Regions from separate parts of the Homo sapiens genome. Here region 1 is linked to region 2. Evidence: read pairs that join two places in POLR2A ChIA-PET (ENCODE). Cell type or tissue: MCF 10A. All regions are shown on one strand. Each heading gives the region's core, and the rest is flanking DNA. Links, peaks and the distances in the headings are about the cores only.

Evidence for each region. Peaks named below come from ENCODE experiments on the same cell type or tissue, not always from the same donor. Only the 100,000 strongest peaks of a DNase experiment are listed, where the experiment ranks them.
Region 1: POLR2A ChIA-PET joins it to region 2 with 10 read pairs; 9 of 35 experiments call an interaction of 5 or more read pairs at or near these places.

Annotation. Positions count from the first base shown.
Region 1 is chr20:10,586,495-10,594,831 of GRCh38, reverse strand. The region is part of intron 4 of SLX4IP (SLX4 interacting protein); the gene reads right to left. Among named protein-coding and RNA genes, the nearest start is that of MIR6870, 59 kb to the left of the region's middle. RefSeq lists an enhancer at 1,577-1,871. In MCF 10A, for the core only: no CTCF peak of the experiment used is centred there; DNase peaks (open chromatin) are centred at 1,751 and 3,691.
Region 2 is chr20:10,662,340-10,670,676 of GRCh38, reverse strand. JAG1 (jagged canonical Notch ligand 1) reads left to right here. Exons shown (of 26, transcript NM_000214.3): 3 at 6,663-6,714. Among named protein-coding and RNA genes, the nearest start is that of JAG1, 7.5 kb to the left of the region's middle. RefSeq lists a silencer at 1-35. In MCF 10A, for the core only: a CTCF peak has its summit at 2,633 (motif pointing right); DNase peaks (open chromatin) are centred at 2,716, 3,536, 4,736 and 5,296.

The DNA of each region.
Region 1 (8,337 bases), core at 50-8,049, 76 kb after region 2:
TATTCTGTCTAAAATAAGCTGCTCCAAAATGGCTCTACTAGAAATTTGCAGTCTTCATAAACAGAAAGGCAAAAATTACGACAAAAAAACTCAAATATGAATTGAACAAATTCCATCCTGGCTTAGCAAGGCAGTAGATTAGTTTCAAGTAGTACCATGTTCCAATGAGTAATGGTTTTAAGGGAGTGGTCATTTATTTGGGTTGTCACAGTTCACAGTCCCAAGACACTGAGAGCAAATATTCAATGAGAGATTTTACTGTAAAACTATCCAGCCTCACTTGTTTTCCAGGGGATTCATAGCTAAGGCGACTTGAGCTTCCCCACAGCTGCCAACGGGAGTCTGTGGTCTGGTGCGTAACAGTGGGAAGTCCTCTCCCACAGCTATTACGAGACCATTCATGGACGAGCCTGGGAAAATGCCTCTGTGTGGCTTGGTGAGCCATCAGGACCTCCGGGCAGGTGAATTCCACTTCATTGTGGACCCCACCCACCACCTGTGTGGCTCTCTTCCAGCAAAGCCTTCTCCCAAACTACAAGGCAGGCTCAGGAAGACCTACGATGCCCCTCAGTACTTCTCTCCCTGAGATGACTCCATTATTATCATCACTCACACAGTCTGAAACATTTCAAACATTCAGAAAAGTAGAAAAATAATGTCATGAACATCCCAAAACCCACCATCTAGATTCAATAACAGTTAATATTTTGCCGTATTTCATACACATATTTTCTAAACTGCTTCGAAGTGGACATCATGAAACCTTACTCCTAAACATGTGAGCACAGCTCTTGAGCAATAAGGAAATTCTCCTTCATCACCACGACACTATTATTACAACTGAGTATGACATTACCGATCAAATAATCAGCCTATATTCAAATTTCTCCATTGTCCCAAAATGTGTATCACTGATCTGATTTTCCTTTGAATCGGATCCAACCAAAGATCATGGATTTTAAGAGATGTATTTGCTTATATCTCTTTTAATCTAAAATAATCTCCCTTTACCTTTTAAAAAAAGAACTCTGAACTTTTAAAGAGATCAGGCTAGTTGTGTTATAGAACAACCCCATTCTACATTTGAATTTTTTTTTTGACAGGGTCTTGCTGTGTTGCCCAGGCTGGAGTGCAGTGGCACAATCACAATTCACTGCAGCCTCAACCTCCTGGGCTCAGATGATTCTCTCACTTCAACCTCCTGAGTAGCTGGGACCACAGGTGCATGCTACCACACTCATCTAAGTTTTAAAATTATTTTTAGAGACATGGTCCCCCTATGTTGCCAAGGTTAGTCTTGAACTCCTGGGCTCAAGCGATCCTGCTGCCTGGACCTCCCAAAATGCTGAGATTACAGGTGTGAGCCACTGCACCCAGCTAAGCTTTTTTTTTTAACCTCAGTTGCCTAAACACAAAATTTCAACCTGTATGCTCTTTTAAAATGCCAGCCATTTATTAATTTTGACTTCTCCTTTAACTGCTGTAGGAAATTACAGGTTCAAACTAAAGCTATAATGACAATTCAAAGACTGGCATACAGATGACCTGAAAATTTGGTCCTAATGATAATTTCAAAGAAATAAAATTATGGATTTGTAGATAGTTAAAATTTTGGTGAAGATAAGCTTACTTAGGTAGGTTGGATAGTGGTCTGATATTTGCTTTAAGAAAGGGCACTTTGTCATAATCAGATTACTATGTGCTAACCCGGAAGCAGCTCTGCATTGCACGCCAGTTCAGACATGTGACTGTTTCCAGTCTGAAGTCATGAGTCAGTTCTCAAGCTTGGTTGTGATTTAATAAGAGAACAGGAAGAAAGAGGCTGATACCAACTGAGTACTGACAGTATCTTGGGTATTAGACTAGACTAGGAACATATAATATACTTAAAAGATGAAGAGGCTAGGCACAGTGGCTCACGCCTGTAATCCCAGCACTTTGGGAGGCCAAGGTGGGCAGATCACGAGGTCAGGAGATCGAGACCATCCTGGCTCACATGGTGAAACCCTGTCTCTACTAAAATAAAAAAATTAGCCAGGCGTGGTGGCACGCACCTGTAGTCCCAGTTACTTGGGAGGCTGAGGCAAGAGAATCGTTTGAACCCAGGAGGCAGAGGTTGCAGTGAGCCGAGATCATGGCACTGCACTCCGGCCTGGGCAACAGAGTGAGACTCCATCTCAAAAAAAAAAAAAAAAAAAAAAAAAAAAAAGATGAAGAATACGTGTGCTTTCAAGCTATTTCATTAAGGAAAAATGAAGTTGTAACTCATTACATCCCAAACTGTGTCACTCAGAAAGTTGCACCTTGTCCTTATCAAAAGGCCTAGGGTAGAAAGGGTAGGGAAATCATGAGTTTGATGCTGTCACTTCAAACATGAAAAGAGACTAAGTATGAGATGGGGCCTATGAAAAAGCCTTGATGGGGCCTTTGGAAACATGTTATGGGTCCAAGTGTGACCTCCTCTATTGCTGGTGATGGGGGGGGGTTGGAGAAAGGGGTTGTTCTGTGGGAACTGAAAACCAAGAGTCCTGTCCCAAGTTTAGGAATATACATACGGGATCCTAGTCTAAGACCACAACTGGGAAACAAATTTGGTGGGTAAGTGGAATATTTGATCCTAGGCTAAAAATTTCACTTATTACCCAAGACATTTAGAGATTCCAAAAAGGTTCCCTTGAGATAACATTTCATGTCCCTAAATAAGGACAGTACTAGACTCTGAGTCACAATAAAGCTATGTCTATTTGATGCCAAAACAAATGGAGCATGAAATGTTTCATGAATAAAATCATTATTTATAAAATAATTCTTCGGAGCCAAATTTATTTAGAAAAAAACACCCATTTTCTGCCTGTCACCCTTTTGACTTTGTAGGTAATGCCAGAGGGCACATGTGCCACAAATTTCATTTTCTGTGGGACCCATCAGAGATTGTTCACATGGAATAAGAAGGCTTTTCAGAGCAGACAAAAATTAGAATAAAACAAATTGAGAAATGATCACTTCAGATTTCTTCCCCATGTTGCTTTCCCACTTTTTTGTTTATTTAAAAAAAGGCCCTTAACATTAAATATGAAAACTGTGTTTGGATAACACGCAAGCATAGATGAAATGATATTCAAAACTATGGTTCCCACAATCATAACTCTGCCAGGCCATGCATAATGATAAGAATAATATAATACTGTGTACTTATAAAACTCAAAGTTCTCTTTAAAACCCTTCACTCATCTTTAAATAACTATACACAAAAGAAACAGAGATGTTTAATAAGCCTTCTAAATGAGGTAGCTGCTTGTTTGAACTATTAGCTGTTCAAGCAGGCCCCTCTGCAATGGATTTCAAATTTCCTGTGCATACAGAGGAACACCAGATGAAGCATATCCTCTGTGGCCTCCCTGTCTTGCAGGGAATCCATTTCAACTCTGAGATTCTAGATCATGTGCAATGAGAAAGAGAGTTCATGAACCACTGGACTATTCTAACAGGACCATGGACCCAAAGGACAAGAAACAACCTTGGAAGTCTCCTAGTTCATTTCCTGTTTGTCAGCCAGGACCACATTAAAACCATCTTTTAAAAACAACACCAAAATGCTGAGTGAGAAGATGCTATACCTACCTATGTGCCACTTTATCTGTCCTTTATATGAACTGAGATTGCAAACTTAATGCCTGAGGGGTAAGACAGGTAACAGGAAAAGGGTTGGGTTCTGACTGGAAAACTGGAGAGAGCTCAGGGCTTGTTTAAAGGGGACAGCAGTGATTTTCAAACTCATCGGAAACTAGGGCACAGGGGTACCAGAAAAGCTGGAAATCCAAGTTTTTATGTGAAATCTCTTCAAATTTTAACTTTGCAAACAATTCAAACTTTTAAAATATATTGTGTGGTCCAAATAATATGTCTCTGAGAGCCAACGTAGCTTTATATTGTCAGTTTGCAATCTCTAACTTAAATTCTTCACACTTCAGTTGAATTTCTTTTTTGTGTGTCTTCGGCAGAGCTAAAGGAAAGCTGGCCACTACCAAATGCTTGAAGATAGGTATTCAGTTTCAATTTAGTCATTTATTCTAAGCTAAATAAACCCAGGTCCTTAACCTTACTAAACAGGGCATGTTTTTCTACGTTAAAATCATCTTTCTGACTCTTAGGTCTGACATTAAAGATACTCAGCCGGGTGCGGTGGCTCATGCCTGTAATTCTAGCACTTTGAGAGGCTGAGGCGAGTGGAATGCCTAAGCTCAAGAGTTTGAGACCAGCCTGAGCAACACAGCGAAACCCCATCTCTACTAAAATACAAAAAATTAGCCGGGTGTGGCAGTGTGCGCCTGTAATCCCAGCTACTCCGGAGGCTGAGGCAGGAGAATTGCTAGAACCCGGGAGGCAGAGGTTGCAGTGAGCCGAGATCGCGCCACTGCACTCCAGCCTGGGTGACAGAGCAAGACTCTGTCTCTAAAAATAAAATTAAAAAAATAAATAAATACATACATAAATAAAATAAAATAAAATGATACTCAAGGGTTTGACTCAATATGGGGGAAAATGAAAAGATGATATAATTTTAGAAATCATTAATTGTATAAATGTGTGGGATCTGCATTAAAAAATTACAAAGTTTTCATAATTAATTAGGAAAAGGTCTTAAAAAGATTAATATACCATGTTCTCAACTGGAAGGGCTAACCATCATAAAGATGTGAATTGTTCCCATATTTATTTGTTTAACAAATATGTACCGAGTGCCTATTGTGTACCAGACAATTCCAGTCAAATATCACAATGAAACTGTTATTTTTTATGTGTGTAAGGGGAGGAGGCAGTTTGGAAGCTGCGAAAAATAATGCTAAATTTAATCTAAAAGAATAGTTAAAAAAAATTCAAAGTAAAAAAAATTTTTTTCCTAATTAAAAGTAACATAGACTCAATGTATTTTTAAAAATCTAGACAAAAAAAGGTGTAAAGAGAAATGAATCTTCAACAATCCGACCACCCAGAGACCCTTTGTCACTTTCGACTTTTGATATCTTCTAGGTCTTTTCTCAAAATATATAATCACATATACTCTTATTTCTTTCTACAAAAACGAAATCATATGATGAATGTTGTTTTATAACGTGATTTTTAAAAACCTCAGTACTATGAACATTGACTTTGTGTATGATACCATTTAGAAATCCGTTTTTATTCTTTCCCAAATGAATAATAAATTGAGTATTCAACAGAAGATCCCCACTGATCCCTGGTTGCCAGGTCTGTCATACACAGACCTCTCTTTCTGACTCACTTTATTCCACTAGCTTATCATCAGTCAGTTAACACTATGTTAATTACCTGAGCTTTATTTATAATAAATCTTAATCTAGTAGGGCAATTTCCTTTCCTGACTCCCAACATTATTTTTCTTCTTCATCAGGAGTACTTGAAGTTATTCTTGGCCTTTTATCCTTTTATTAGCTTGTCCAGTTGCATGAAAAGCCCTTTCAGGGTTGGATCAGAAAGACCTTGAATTTATAGATCAATTTGGAGAAAATAAACATCTTTATGATAATGACACTTCCCATACATTTGACATGGTAAATCTCCTAATTATTTTTAATAACTTATTTAATACCTTCCAATAAAGTTTTTTTAGTGTTGTCATGTAAATGTTATCTCCTAAAAACTACATTTTTAAACTGCCTGCTGTTGTAACTGACTTCTATATGTTGTCAGCTGAAATGCCTATTAAATCTTTTTTCCCCACCTTTATTGGGGTATAATTGATAAATAAAAGTTGTATACATTTAAGGTATAGAACATGATGATTTGATATATGTATCTATTGTGAAATGATTACCACAATCAGGCTAATTAATACAACTATCACCTCATATAGTTATCTCTCTTTTTCTTGCAGTGAGAACATTTAAAGATCTCTCTTACCAAATTTCAAGTATGCAATGATTATTAACTACAGTCACCACAGTGTACATTAGATTCCCCAGAACTTATTCACCTTATAACTGATAGTTTGTGTCCTTTGACCAAATCTCCCCTTCCTTCCCTCATTGACCCCTTCCCCTAGCCAGACTCTGTCCCTACCCCTGCCTCTGGCAATCATCATTCTACTCTCTGCTTTTATGAATTAGGCTTTTTTAGATTCTACATACAAGTGAGATCACACAGTATTTGTCTATGTCTGGCTTACTTCATGTAGCATAATGCACTCCAGGTTCATCAGTGCTGACACAAATAGTAGGATTTCCTTCTTTTTTTATGGCTGAGTAATGTTCCATTGTATACATACAGCACATTTTTAAAGATGCTAGTTTCATTTCCTTTGTATATATACCCAGACGTGAGACTGCTGGATCATATGGTAGTTCTGTTTCTACTTTTCTGAAGAATCTCCATACTGTTTTCCATAATGGCTGTACTAATTTACACTCCCATCAAAAGCATGCAAGGGTTCCCTTTTCTCCACACCTTCACCAATACTTATTATCTCTTTTTATAACAGCCATTCTAACAGGTATGAGATGACATCTCACTGTGGTCATAACGTGCATTTCCTGATGGTAAATAACGTTAAGCACCTTTCCATATACCTGTTTACAATTATATGTTTTCTTTGGGAAAATATCTACTTAGGTCCTTCCCCATTTTTAATTGGGGTATTTAATTTAGTTGTTTTCTTTCTTCCTTTTCCTTTTTTTTCTTTGCTATTGAGTTGTATGAGTTCCTTATATATTTTGGATATTAATCCCTTATTAGATATATGGGCTTGAAAATATTTATTCCATTCTATAGGTTACCTTTTCATTTTGTTGATTGTTTCCTTTGCTGCACAGAAGTTTTTAGTTTGATATAGTTGCTTTTGTTACCTGTCTTTTGGGGTCACATCCAAAAAAATCATTGTCAGGACCAATGTCAAGGAGCCATTTCCCAACTTCTTCTACTAGAAGTTTTATGGTTTCAGGTCTCACATTTAAGACTTTAATATATTTTAATTTTTGTGTATGGTATAAGATAAAGATCCAAGTTCATTCTTTTGCATTTGGATATCCAGTTTACCCAGAACCATTTATTGAAGAGACTATTCTTTCCCCATTTTGCATTTTTGGTGCTCTTGTCAAAGAATATTTGGCCATATACACATGAGTTTATTTCTGGGCTCTCTATTTTGTTCTGTTGGTCTAGGGCCCATTTTTACGCCAGTGCTATTCTGTTTTGCTTGCTATAGCTTTGTTTTAATTTGAGTAATTTGTATGTATATTTATTTTAGATTTTTCTGCATATACAATCATACCATGTACCAAAAAAGGGACTTTTCTTCATCTCCAATTTTTTCACCTGTATATTTTTTTCCTGTTTTATTCTTTGGGCTGGAACTCCTCCAGTAGAGTGTTGAATACTGCTGCTGGTAGGTATCTTCTGGTGCTCCTTATTATAAAGCTAACACTGTTAATGTTTCACTTACTACTGAGAACATTTGTTGTAGACTTTTTGTAGACATATTTCTAATTTTCTAAAAATTTTTATTATAAATACTGGTTGCTTTTCCTGTACCTTGTATAATTGTTACATGCATTGCTCTTTTTAATTTATTAATGTTGTAAATATTACAAATTGACTTTTAATGCTGAGCCAACTTTGTATGATATCATGATTTTGTTTTCTATATTGCCAAATTTAGCTTGCTAATATTTAGTTTAGGATTTCTGCTTTTATATTTGAGTGAGATTGACCTGTAATTTTCTTCTCTTTTATTGTCCTGTTTTTTTCTTTTCTTTTTTGATCCTAGTTTTTAGTGTCAAGTTATAGTAACCTCATAAAATGAATTGGAGATGTTAACATTTATTCAAGTACATAAAACTGGAGTTACCTAGTTCTTAAATTTTGGGGCGAACTGTCCTGGTAAAATATCCAGACCTGGTGCTTTCTTTTTTAACCAGTGGTTTAAATTCTTTAATAATCTATTCAGGGTTTATATTTATTCTTAGCTCACATTAACAATTTATATTTTTCTATGAATTTTTCTATTTCACCTTAGTTTTCAAATTTATTGGCACGAAGTTGTTCTTAATAGTCTTTTATTTTAATTTCCACCTAATTTAATTATGTCTTTTTTCATTACTAATACTTCTATTCCTGATCTAATTACGTCTTTTTTTCATTACTAATACTTCTATTCCTAATATTTCTCTTCATCTTTTTTTCCCTCTTTATCACAAATTACTGCATACCTATCATTAACAAGCTGTTAAGCCAAAATAAGCAAGAAACCATTAGTCTGGGGTTGTTTCTGTACTAGGAACCCTTACATAAATAAGCAAACCAAAACTTAACTTAGAGGCA
Region 2 (8,337 bases), core at 105-8,104:
CCAGAAAGGCCTGCTGTGAAACATAAGATTTAATTCTCAAGAGAAATTGGAGTTTAGGTGTATTTGTTTTTCTGTATGTGGTTGGAGAAACGGCACAGTCCGTAACTTTCAAGAATGATTCCAGGCTGAGTAGAAACGTAACTGAAACACTTAAGTAGCTGAGCGAGTATTTAACTAGAGGGCACAGCTTCATTTAGTTTGGCAATTAACTATGTCTTTTAAAACTGATTTCCTTGAATGGGAAATAAATGAACTTAGTACAGAATTCAAGAGATAGCAAGAAAAGGATATATGGTTAAAAACAAAACAAAACTCCAAACCACCTTGGGCTCCCAACCCCTAGCAGGCACAATTACCATTTGCATGAGTCCTCCCAAATTTGCTGACGCTGGGTATCAGCAAAGGGTGCAGGGGTAGGTCAGTGTAGAAGGTCATGTAGTTCATGCTTTTTGTTTGGAATTATGACCCCTATCCAAGCAACTGTTCATGTTCTAGAGAGGACGAGGAGGAAACGATTTGGTCAGATATGAAATACAGTCCATGTTCTGGTGTGCATGTGAAAGGCTTTGTAGAGGTGGCCCTTCCTGTCATATATCATATCTGAGTATGTCCCACGTGGTGTCCCCTGCCCCGGCTCTGGTCTTGGGGTAGTTTTTCACCACTGGCTTCTAATTCTCATACTGTTGCTGCTCTAAGGGGCTTAACTTGCAGCAACTATCTGGATTAATGATTCTCAAATTGGGGGACCAAGTGATAAGAACCATTATTGTGGGAAGTAATTGGGCTTAACAGGAAATAATTTAGGAATTACCACTTATAAATCACTGAAACGGTTAATCTGTACCTCCCAAAATTAGTGCTAAATCCCAGTAGTGCCTGCTTATTAAAAATACATTAGTGTAATTACCACTACTCATCTCCAAAAGCTTTTTGGGAACTTCAGAACCCCAGTTAGCTGTATTGCTGCATCGGTGGCCCCAGAGTGAAATGAATCTAGAGAAACGTTAGGGGAAGAAATTGGGGTATCTGGCTTATTAGCCTCATATTTAAATTCCATTGATCCTATTAAAAGACTTGCTGAGATCAACTTTTTTTTTTTTTTTTTTTTTTTTTTTTTTTTTTTTTTTTTGGAAAATCCAATGAAACGTGATTCTTCTGTGTGAGGGATGCCAGCTTTGGCCCCCTTCATGCTTCAGGCCTGAATGACCAATTGCCACGATGCTAATCACAGAATGTAATTGACAGGCCCTTACTTTTATGCCTTTTGCTGTCTTTTCCAGTCCCTGAGCTTCTGTAGATATGGTGTGGGCACATGGAGGGCTTAAGGATGGGGTTCTGATTTGACCTGCCTCCTTTCTGCAGCCAGGATTTGCATCCTGCCCGTGTAGTCAGCATGTATACAAAGAAAGAGCATGTGTGTACGTATGTGCTCAGAGCAAGGGACTTTCTGCATGTGGAGAAAACGCCTTTTGCCCTAAGAAGTCTACCTCAAACCAAAGGGATGAAGTGATGTATCTGTGTTGCAACACTGGGCTTGGGGGAAAGTGAAGCTGTGCTTGCTTTGAAAGAGCTGTGCTAAGTATCTGCAGAATAGCTGCTCCAAAAATGGAATCTTTATTCCAGGTACTTGGTTTCTAATTTTTTTTTCTCTTGCAGGTGTAACCTTCTGTGTTTTCTTTCTCCTTGTTGTCTTGTTTCTTAGCAACTTATTCAAACCTCCAGTACTTATAGGAATTTGCAACCCACCAGTTCCACACCCGTAATTCTACAGGGACTTAAGATGTTTTTAGAAAACGGTGAAACTTTGGCGTGGAGGCTCTTGGGGGAGTTCAGTGGGTTAAAAGGAGAGTCAGCAGCAACTTACAGGCATGCAACCTCCCAGAAAATCAGCAATCTAAGTGCTGCTCAAAATCTTCACACCAAATAGTGGTGCCTTTGGGGACCTTTTAGATAGAAGACGTGGAAAGTTTAGCATGGAGAAAAAAGTTACTTAAAAAAAAAAAAACAGTGTCAAGGTAACAAGGAGCCTTCACAGTTCCTGATCTGAAAACAGGAATGTGAACCAGAGGCCTTGGCTGGATTCATATCACCCACTGGCCCCATTGTAGAAGGGCCAGAAGTTGGTCCCAATGTCCGGCTTTCAAGGTTAGTGACAATGTAAGAATGCATGATCTCTGGATGTGCATACAATTAGCGTTGTAATCCATAAATGCAAATACTCCTGCAAATTCTTCCATGGTAAACTTCTGTAAGGCATGTTGCTCTTCCACCTACCCCCATCCTTCAAGCCTAGGATCTAGGCTGCTGAGAGAAGTGACTCTTGGCTTCAGCTTTTAAATATATATATATCTCTCAAAACTTAATCTTTTCTTCCAACTGTTGGAAGATACATTGGGATGAATGGAAAGTGGTGATTCTAAAATGGTGGTGGAAATGGAGGAGGGTCCTGGGTTCAGAAAAATCCCACCTTTACTTTGGTGCATGGCACTGGGTGGCTGTGTTGTGACTTCTTTGCTGATTTCTGATTACCGCATGGACCACAGCAGCCCTGTGACTGCTGTTTTTTTTTTTTTTTTTTTTTTTTATGGTGCCAGTGACATCTACCATTGGTGCAGTGCGTGTGCTGGGAAGAAATTCCGCAAGGTGGCTCCCAGTAGTTAAAGGAGTACATAAATAGTCAAACATGCAGAGTCCTCTACCAGCTCAACCCAGTTTTTATGCACTTTTGGTAAATAAACAGAAAGGCTTCTTGTTCAGGCTTGCTCTGTGTGAACCAGACCGTTGTGCTTGGCTGGCTTCTTGGTATTCTATCTATTAACCTCGCCACCCTTTTGTAACTGGTGCATTTAATTATCAGTGGGATGCTTTTCAAACAGGTAAGGGTAATGATGGGAAAGGGGGTGGGGATGTCTCATTGAGAGTCACAAATCTGGATATGAGCTTTGGGGCCCCTTGGTGAGCCTTTGAGTGGGCTTTGATGAGAAAATCACCCTTTGTAACCAGATCGGACTCTATTGACATGTCAAGCCCTACAGACTTGATTGCTTTCTGTGCCTGAAGTCTTAGCCTAGATGCTATAGGATAGTTGTCCTTTCTTATCTCACTTTCCCAAAACCCACTCGCATTGTGTGCATGAGTACGTGTGCATGCGCCACACATGGACTCCCTGCAACCTTTTCTGCTTAATATGTTTTGTGACTGGAATATTTTATACTCTGGCCACCCAGACACAGGCAGGACAATAGAGTTGGCCGAATTGACTGAAATGAGGATTATGGAGAATAATAGGGCCTCTCCAAAAATAATGCTAACACAGGACAAGCGACAGGAAGCAACAGTTGAGTCAGCAGAGCTCAGGGCCCCTGACGAACCCTGGGAGCCGACTGACTGTGCACAATGGCCGCGTTGGCACGTCGGGCATTCCCAGGATGTGCGTGCCGCCGGCGGGCCTGCCTGTCGCAGCAGCCTGGGGTTTTGGACGCCGCACGCGTGCCGTTTGGATGGCGGTTTATTTGTGTCCGTCAGCTTGGCAGGAGGGGAGGCAGCCGCTTCTCAGGGCTTGGTTTGGCTGTCACTGTTGCCAGGAAAAGGAAGCTCCCGGCTGCCAACACAATTACCTTTGTTTCTTACATCCCCCCTTCTTAATGTGGCAATTAAGTGCTTACCGCTCTGCCCAGTGCCAAGGTAACCGCCATGGAGTGGGACAGGGCAGAGAACACAACCTTGGCACAGCAGCCTAAGTGTGGAGGGCGGGAGGAGGTGCAGGGGCCCCAGCCTTGCTGGGAACCTGGTGGCCCTTGGATGCCTTGGGGCTTTGATGCCAGGACTCTCCTCTAGGTAGAATTCCACAGAAATCTTCCAAAAAGCAATTCCGAAGGCTGACCATTCCTCTTTGATGCCACACCAGAATGGGAACCAGCTGCCAGGTTTCCAGATTTCCTTGGGCTTGGAGCTGGGAAGGGGCTGAAGTGACTCACTTTGCAAATCCAGACTAAAGATCTGTTTGCTACCCCTCCTTCCTGTGTGGCCTTCACAGTACTGTTCTGGAAAACATAAGGAAAGATGAAAGCCAGGTGACTCTTCGGCAGAGTCTTAGTTCTGTAGTCTGAAATCAAGAAAAACCCAGGTATTTGCTTTTGTTGTTGTTGTTTTGCTGTATAAACTTAAGTTTGAACACTTGCCTTTCCAAGCCCTCCTGGGATGGAGGACTCCGCCTCTACTGGGGGTCAGAGTTGCAGTGGCTGCTTGTATGTGACTTCGGCATAGTGGATTTGCTGCTCTGTGGCCTGGTCCCTGCTTTGATGTGGGGTGCATGATCTGGGATCTCAGTGCCTGGGTGTATGTTCAGGGATGTACAGAGGTCAAGTGTGGGCCTGGGAAAAATTAAAGTTCTCTAGCAACTAATAATCATTGTTAAATTATCTTGATTGCTGATCTATAGTGTGGGGATGGAGTGGGAGGTTGAGTGCCTCCTAATAGGAACCTTGGAGGGAATCCTTTTTCTCTGTAGGGCTGGGCAGGAGGAATCCTCCTGCCCCAGGAGACCCTAATCCCCTCCCTGAAACAGACAGGAAAAAAAGTCCAGGCTTTGTTGCCGTCACTGTAGCTCCCTGCCCTCACCCTGTCTCTGCCTCTGAGAAAGAAGGGCAGTTCATGGAAAATCACAGAGCCAGGCACGTAGGGCTGTGTGCAATTCTTTTCTCTCCAGGTGGGGTGATGTCGGTCAGCAACTTCTGAGGTTTTCCCAGTTCTGGCGAGGATGAGCCTGGTAGACTGCTTGGTCGTCCAAGTTCTTGTGCAAGACCTAAGGATGCTTTCCTCTTTGAGTATTAAACTGAGTTAGTACTGCCATGCCAGCTCAGTCCCGGCACCTTCCCTTGCAGTGGGGTTTGTGGGTATTATGTGTTTAGCGCTTGTGCAAGTCTGTCAAAACTCCTGGTATCAATGCATTTAATCAGAGGATTAATTACAACAATACTGTTGAAGTGGAGGACGTGGGCCTCAACGTGACCAGCAAATGAAGGGCTTAATTATACAGAATCAGCCACACATCTGGCCTCATTTTGACTGTGCTCTTACCTCAAATCAGTAGAGAAATATAATTTCTTGCTGCTCTTAGGGAAGAGTCCTGTAATTTGCAGGAAGTCCTAAGAAACTTAAAGAGGCAGTAAATAAGGTATAACTTTCGCTAATAAAATAGTAACAACAGCAATGAATTTGGACCTGTGGCCACTAACAGGAGAGGGCTGGGTATGTGCCCTGGCTTGCCCGGTTTTGCTTGCTTTTCTGAGCATTTTCCCACAGTTATCAGTGAACGAAATGGAATCCTACTCTGCTTTGAGTATGAAACATATTTCGGCTGAATTCCAAGGCAGGGTCTATCACAAGATATTTTTATATTCAGAGATGACCTGCTGTGTCACTCTGAGAGCGCTAAGCTGGCCTTGAGTTATGAATGAAACTCCCTTTTACCCTCCCTTTTTCTCTTTTTCCTTTATCTTATAGGTGCTTTCTCTTCTCTTGGCAGCAGTGTGCTTCTGGTGGCACAGCACGGTATTATTTAATCTATACACGCTTCTATTTCCTATGGCTTGGTTTCTGACACAGCAAAGCAGGGATTCATAACCTAGTTCATGTTCCTTGTCTACCCCACCTGCCTTGAGTACATTTCTTCAGTGCCAAGATAGCAGAAGCTTCATTTAAACGCTGGTGTTTTGTGAGACTGACCTTACTGTAAATTACGAAGGAAAATTTTAGAAAAGGAGGGAATTTGCTAATAGCTTAGGTTTGGCTGGGGGTGGGGAGGTGGAATTCTGAGATAAGCTTGGAAGATAAAAGGTGCCTTCAGTTTAACAGCTGGCATCTTGCCAGTATCCAGGGAATTTGTTTAGTTAGTAGACTCTGATTATTCTTGGAATGTTAGATCTTATTAACAGATAAGTTCATCAATAAATATAACCCATGGGTGTGCGGTTGTTTCTCCCTTTGTACTTTCTTCCCTGGGATCTGCCCCCAACTCCACCGCCCAAGTGAGGTTGACTTCTTTGTCTTGCAGAGTCACTTTGCATCTACCCCCTCCTGTTTCCTAGAGTTACCCGATACTTGTGGGAGCCAGGATGGTCTCACATAGACAGAGTTTTCAAAGGGGTTCTAAAAAGGAAAAGGGGGCCTCCCTAGAGACTGCCTCACCAGGGCCCAAAGTGTAACCTTAGCAATACCCCCTCGGTACAAATACCTGGTTAGGTTAGCTTAGAATAAATTCTTTGTGTGTGTGTGTGTGTGTGTGTGTGTGTGTGTGTGTGTTTCCTCATGCACTAGGGTCAGGGTCTGGAAAGTTTTGGGAAACTATATGCTAAATACTCTCATATCATATAGTGAGGTGGCATTTCCTGATCTCAACTTTGAGCTGCCTGCATGCATGTTGACTCCAGTGCGTCCCTGCCAGGTGAAAGGAGTCATTTGTCAACCTGGGAAGAGTGCTGACAAAGGAAGGGGAGTTGGTTTGGATTTAAACATCCAGGAACTCAATGCAACAACCAACAGAATTTTTATTTTGGCATTATGGTTTTGTTTGGTGGGGTATTCTGGGAGGCCAAGAATGTACGAGATTTTGGAAAGTCGACCCTGTTTCTGAATTGCTAAATTGTTTGTTTGTCTTGCAGAGGTCCTATACGTTGCTTGTGGAGGCGTGGGATTCCAGTAATGACACCGTTCGTAAGTATCGCTTCTGTGGACTTTTCTCTAAACACACGTGGAAGTGTGGGGCTTGGCCAACCAGTTGGAGCTGGATCTGTCTCCTTAGTACTTAGCATTTCTGCCACCTCTTGCCTTCTGTTCTCCCCTGTACCCCAGGGTGAACCTTCAGTGGAATGTATTCCTTAACTTTTCTAGGATTTTTGCTTGGAATATTAAGTGGCCAGAACAGAATCCCAGTTAACTCATTCCCTGATTATGAAACCTAGATTATCTTCGGGATAGAGATCTTAATGGTTTTACAACTTTAAAACCTTGTAGTCTGCTAAAGGATCAAAGTAGTGACTTTTTAAAAGTCCATTTAAACTTTAAGTGAGTGTTTAATCTCTCATCAGAAAGATAAAGCCATAAAGGTGGTGCTGGGCTCTAGAGACCGACCTTGAATTTCACTTGGTGGGCAGGTGAGCTTCTAGTCTCTCCGGGTTTCCCACACTGCTCCACAAACCTTTCATTGAAGCGCAATTCCAGAGCTTCACAGCCATTACCTGCCTTGTCCCTTTCTGAAAGATGGCTCTGTTTTCAGTGCAGGTTGCCTTTCAGGACTGAGGGGTTGGTTTTGGTGGATAAGCCATGGAGGATGTGATTGAAATGACATAGTCTGGCTTACAAAGTAGTCTTGCTCTTTAATTGTAACTTTACAGTGTTTTCGCTCACGAGCCGAAACTTCAAGTTCCCTTTTTGCCAGCAGAGTTTGGGTTGCGGTCGCTGGAAAACTTGATGCTCACTGAAATCTCTTGGTCTGTGCATGAGGAAGAGTGGATCCAGCTTCTTGTCTTGGCTCTCTGTTCTCTGAATGCCTTGTACTTTTTGCTTTTCTATCTTACCATTTTTTTTTGTTTGCTTTCACTGTGAATAATATATTTTCATCTTTCCTTGCCTTGCTTTTTTTTGCTGACAGAAAATGGTGAATGCACACCGTGGGTGCAGTGAGGGCTTGGTGCCTGCTACGTGGGCAGCTTCCACCTGTGGCTGGCTTATTGGGCTACTTGGAGCCACAGAATCATTGCTGAGCTCCGATGTGCCAGAGAGTCCCAGGCCATTTGGGTCACTCTTCTAGCTTGGGAATCTTAAGTCCAGCTTTTTGGATGTCATCCTCCCTGGAGGGGGAGCTCATGAAAGTCCAAGGTTCGAGTCTTCCTCCCCAGAGGGCTACCCTGTAATGCCGTGGGGGGGTGTGTGTGGGGGTGGCAGGGAAGCTCTGTCAGCCTTGGCTATGGCTGATGCCAGTCAGGGTCATAGACACCTGTTTGTTCTCCCCTCCCTGCCACAAACGTTGAGGACTGTGAACATTATGTCACTGTGACCTGCTTACAATGGTAACTAAGCGTTAGGCAGAAGGGGTTGAGGAGGGGGGAGACATAGGCTCTTCTGTAATAGTATGGTGTCGACATGGTGTTCTTTCCCCTCCCTTTTAGCTATTGAAACAATCCACCCGGTAGAGTGAACAGCTTGAGGTTGATCCTGGCCTGTGATAAGAGCCAGGTCAGTATACTTGTTAGGGACATGTGAGAGACCTCCCCGCCACACTGCAGCATTCACAGCACCTTTCCTGGACCTCCTGTCACCTCGCAGGTCAGGGAGTTA